Linked DNA regions of Mus musculus: region 2 is linked to region 1. A link is a loop called in an ENCODE intact Hi-C map of the cell type or tissue named here. Cell type or tissue: heart. All regions are shown on one strand.

Region 1 (2,500 bases):
GGGTCTCAAGTAGCTGGACCGGCCTTGAGCTCCTGATGTGCCAGGACTATAGGCATGCTTCACACCCAGCCTGTCTTGAACAAGAGATTCTGACACTGGGCAAGATGAGTCTGGTACAACAGCTTGAATGCTCCGAGTTGTACTCGCACAGGAAACAACCACAGACAGAAGCTTTGGGGCGCTGAGGGGGTGCTGAGGTGGCGTTCCCCAGATGAGGACGTTCCGGAGACAAGCCACATAGCGCCGTGGCTCTTCTCCGTTGAACTGCACCTGAAGGATGAGGATGATAAGTTGCAAGCCATTTGCTTTCCGTTACTGTTAAGAAATGTGTGTGTGTGTGTGTGTGTGTCTGCTTCAGTACCACCCAGCTGTCGTTCTGACTATTGCAGGGGGGACATGGTGTGTCAGGCACAGCAGGGTCCCTAAGGAAGCACTGTACCAGCAAACAGACTCTGTTGCCTGTTTATCTCAGAGGCTATTATTACCTAGTTCTGCGACCAAGAAGATCACGATATGGTTATAGACATAGTTCTTTAACATACACGCAAGACCGCTCAGTTGGATAAAGGGGTTTGAATCCACGCTTGCCTGACTTCTACCCACATGGTATAAAGGTGGAGGAATTTACTACCTACTAAAAATAGTTGTCTGACTTACACACACACACACACACACACACACACACACACACAGAGAGAGAGAGAGAGAGAGAGAGAGAGAGAGAGAGAGAGAGAAATAAGTTTAAAATGTAAGCACATTTGTCTTCATTGAGGCATTTTTTTAAAGGCCCACATGGCAAGGCAAGGCATGGTGGCTCATGCCTTTAATCCCAGCACTGAAGTGGGGGCAGGTGGACCTGTGAGTTTTAGGACAGCTTGTGCTACAAAAGGAGTTCCAGGCCAGTTGGGACCACATAGTAAAACACTTTTTAAAAATAATAAACAAACAAACAAAACCGGAATAAATGCCCCACCCAAATCTCTGCCCAAATATCCTCAGCTAGCCTGAAAAAGACCATAAAGCACTACTTGAAAGGTGGTGACTCTGGGACACTAAGGGATTTGACTTGGTGGGTTTTTTTTCCAGAAACTGTGACCGGTCCGTAGCAGCCGGAGATCAGGCTCCCAGAGACCTAGCAGAACCCTGGCCACCTTCGGAAACACTCATTATAACCAAGATTTAGTCTGCCCTCTCCTGGGAGGATGGTGTTTACCTCTGCAGAGTCGCGCGCGCGTGCCATCAATACAAACTTGGCAAAGTTCCCCAGCTGGCCTGACCGGTTCCCATGCCTGCTCTCTGGCTCCCTCTTGTGGCTACTTGCCTCTAGGGTGAGGCAGAAAAGGGAGGCTTCGTCAAGGAAAGACGACTAGGAAGGGATCTAGCCCAGTCTACGGAAGGGACTCACTGGTCAAAGAAGCTCAAATTAGGTGCCCACCTGGCACGTGATATCATGCACTCAATCATGTGACAGGATAACAGAGTGCTTGAGCTCTGGTCTCCCAGTCCGGTCCAGAAAACATAGTCATAGCGTGTCTTAAGTTTAAAGACACGGAAATCTAGACACGGGGAGGTAATTCAGACAGAGACAAAGGGAACTTATGTAACATTGCCCTACAGAGCCAGTTCTGGGTCTGCTTGACCTCAGGGCCACACGACCTACATTGCTTCTGTGCCATGCTGGCTGGCGTGACTGGGTCCATCAGAGAACCGTAAGAATCCCACACGCAGACTCCAAGACGAACCTGAAAGCACCAGACAGCCCCGTTTATTTAATGCTAGCACAGCATGCCTTTAATTAAGACAAGCGTCTTTAAATCAGAGGGGCTCAGTGAGTAAGAGCACTTGCTGCAATCATGGGGACATGAGTTCAAATCCCCAGCACTAAGCCACGGGTGGCTGCACTCACACTGTAACCCCATTCTGGGGTGAGGGTTGTGGGGCATGGGCTAGAAAGAGGAAAACACTTAGGGTTTACTGGTGGCCGGATGAGTTCAAGGTTCAGCGAGAGACATTTGCCTTCCTTCTACCTGTGGGAAGCTGAGTCTGGTGCTCACAGCTGCATTCCCGAGCTGGCCTAGGGACTCCCCAGGCTACTTCTGGCCGTCTTCTCGAGGTAGGAGCCGAGATTACAGACTGAGCCCAATTTTACGTGGATGCTGAGGGTCCAACCTCGGATGCTCAGGCTTCTGCAGCAAGTGCGTCACCCACTGAGCCATCCCTCCCCAGTCCCCTATGGCAGCTCTTCAGTACTCTCTCAGCTTTGTGTGCTGGGAAATCCCAAGGACCTTCCTGCTCGCACTAATAGCCAGCACCAACAGAGGAAAGCAGAGGAGGTCGGCTGTGAACCATCAGTTCCATGTTACTCTACTTTAGTCCAGTTGTCCCCTCCTCCTCCCTTGCTTCAGCCAACCCCGACTCTTGTTGTTTCCTTGCCCCACCCCCCAGGGTTGGGGGTGGAACTCAGGACCTCCTGTTTACTATGCAAGAGCTTTACAGAGCT
Region 2 (2,500 bases), 93 kb before region 1:
CATACCTGGGGACACTCAGGACTTCTCAGCTTTTCACCAGATATGGGACAGGGTGCCAGGAGCAAACTAAGCTCTGCCTGTGAACTGCAAGGAAGAAAGCGTTGAGGGAGGGTGTAGAGCGCTGTTCTTCCCCAGGAGCGGAGGACAGAGAAGCTCTGGTGACCTGAAAGGGAGGCTCCTGCAGTACAGAGAGAAACGGACAGTGTGGTTGGTGTAAGAGGGCAGAGATGATAGCCCTTGGTGACTGTGATGTGTGTGAGCTCGGATGATGATGTAAAGCAGACATAAGCCGTGCCTGCTTCCCAGCCTCTGACTGCGGTAGGAGGCCAGCTGGAGGCTCTCTGGGAGCAGTTGGCAGTCACAGAGCACATGCTTTGAGCTCTCAATTCCAGGACAGCTGTCCATTCTAACACGGCTGATTTTCCCCTTTTCTCCAGGGACTATTTGAAGAAGTGGTCAGCTAAAGGAATCCAGGTTGTGAGTTGGACTGTCAATACCTTTGATGAAAAGAATTACTACGAGTCCCACCTTGGGTCCAGCTACATCACTGACAGCATGCTAGAAGACTGTGCACCTCACTTCTAGACTCCCCAGGAGGAAACACAGTTGCGAAACTGCCTGGAGGCCTCTTGCAGGGACATGAGAACACTCTGTTAGCACAAGCCCTGGGGACCCTGTGGCTCATACTAGCAATAGTCACAGTGTCACCCCAACAAGCAGAAACCAGGCATGGTGACCATGCTCCAAGGAAGGCTCCACACTTGCCCTTAAAATTCTGGATCTGCAAAAAGGCAGGGTGGCCCCACCCTGACCCCGCTGAGGGTACAGAGCCACGAGGATGAGCAGAGTGGGTCCTGCAATTAGGGCGCAGGCACCAATGCATGGGGCTTGCATGATCACTCCAAGTTGACATTTTAAATCTTGCCGTACTTCAGTAATTCACTTATTTCCAATATTTGTCGTCAGCTTTGTTAATGGCGACCTGTAGGTGTCAAACTTGTGACCACACTAATAAAATCATTGAAAGGTGAACAGAGGGCAAACTGTGTACTGATCTTCTGGTCCTACAGTGCCTGGGAGGCCTTTCCTGCTTTAGTTTCAAGACTTGGAATTATCTGTGTCATCTTGATGTAAGCACTTCTGACCACCAGGGGGCAGAGCGGCAGCTTTCCCATCGTGCTTGGAAGCCTGATCACTGGCAGGTTCTTAGATAAAGAACCAGGAGAACGGGTCTGAGGATCTGGGCTGCTCTTCATTTCTCAATTGCAGATGCACAGACTGGTGCCGGCCTCAGCCCTGACTCAGACCTACTGTTCCTTTTGCTGTCGTTGCTCTAGACTGGGAACTAGATGAGGCATTTGTAAGCACAGTCATCTGCAGCCCTGGGCAAAACGCTTACGGATGCTTGGCATCATCTTCAGAGGTGAGGAAGCAGAGGCAGCGCAGTTAGGGACGTACCTGAGTCCATCATAAAGTCCACAGGCAGTGTCCAGTTCCAGGCCCTGGCCATCCCACAGGGACAAAGCGGCTGTGTGTGTGTGTGTGTGTGTGTGTGTGTGTGTGTGTGTGTGTGTGTTGTTTTTAGTTGTTGAAGGAAGGGGTGGCAACACGTACCACCACTGCTGCCCCAGACGTTAGAAGACGACTTGCAGGTTTGTCCTTCCCCCATGGGTCCCTGACGTTGAACTCAGACTATTGGGTTTGGTAGCACTTTTTCCGTGTTGAACCCTCATACCAGGCCTTAGCATGCGATGCTAGAAATTCAGCCTAGGCTTTACCTGTGGTAAGTCGTCTGTCAGAGTTATATCTAGACCTCTTTTTAAAACAAATTTAAATTAAGCCAGATGTGGTACACATCTTTAATCCCAGCAGTTTGGAATCAGAGGCAGGGAGATTCTGAGTTCAGGCCAGTCTGGTCTACAGAGCAAGTTCTAGGACAGACAGGGCTACACAGAGAAACCCCATCTCAAAAAGAAAAATTTTCAAATTCCCTTTGGTGTGAGAGTGCACGTGGCACACATGTGGAGATGGAAGGACGGCTTGCCAGGGTCTTCACACCACGCGGGTCACAAAGTTGAATTCAGGTCATCAAGCTTGGTGAGCGCCTCTGTCTGCTAGGCTTTTAACTCACTCCAGCCCCTTTAAGACAGAGTTCCACTAAGTTATTTAGAGTAGCCATAAACGTAAAATCTCTCAGGTTCCCAAGTAGCTGAGGTTGTAGGCCAGCATCAAGAGACATAGCTGTAAGTGGTGACATTTAAAATGAAGCTAGAGCCGGGAGTGGTGGCACATGCCTTTGATCCCAGCACTCGGGAGGCAGAGGCAGGCGGATTTCTGAGTTTGAGGTCAGCCTGGTCTACAAAGTGAGCTCCAGGACAGCCAGGGCTATACAGAGAAAAACCCTGTCTCGAAAAAAAACCAAAAAAAAAAAAAAAAGAAGCTAGTTTCTTTGCTGGAGATCAAACCTAAGGCTTTGTGCATCCTAGACAAGTGCTCCACC

What was found. A loop is a pair of places that touch in the nucleus more often than their neighbours do. Peaks named below come from ENCODE experiments on the same cell type or tissue, not always from the same donor. Only the 100,000 strongest peaks of a DNase experiment are listed, where the experiment ranks them.
Region 2: a loop joins it to region 1, with 7 times the contacts of the local background. A loop is called at or near these places in 29 of 42 quality-filtered maps.

What each region holds. Positions count from the first base shown.
Region 1 is chr7:118,594,195-118,596,694 of GRCm38, reverse strand. It overlaps B230311B06Rik (RIKEN cDNA B230311B06 gene), which reads right to left. Exons shown (of 2, transcript NR_169121.1): 2 at 1-270. Among named protein-coding and RNA genes, the nearest start is that of Tmc5, 1.9 kb to the left of the region's middle. In heart, a CTCF peak has its summit at 1,305 (motif pointing left); a DNase peak (open chromatin) is centred at 1,294; H3K4me3 peaks cover 918 bases; H3K27me3 peaks cover 1,765 bases.
Region 2 is chr7:118,687,088-118,689,587 of GRCm38, reverse strand. Gde1 (glycerophosphodiester phosphodiesterase 1) reads left to right here. Exons shown (of 6, transcript NM_019580.4): 6 at 438-1,030. The coding sequence ends at 585. Among named protein-coding and RNA genes, the nearest start is that of Gde1, 17 kb to the left of the region's middle. In heart, a CTCF peak has its summit at 1,144 (motif pointing right); no DNase peak of the experiment used is centred here; H3K27me3 peaks cover 776 bases.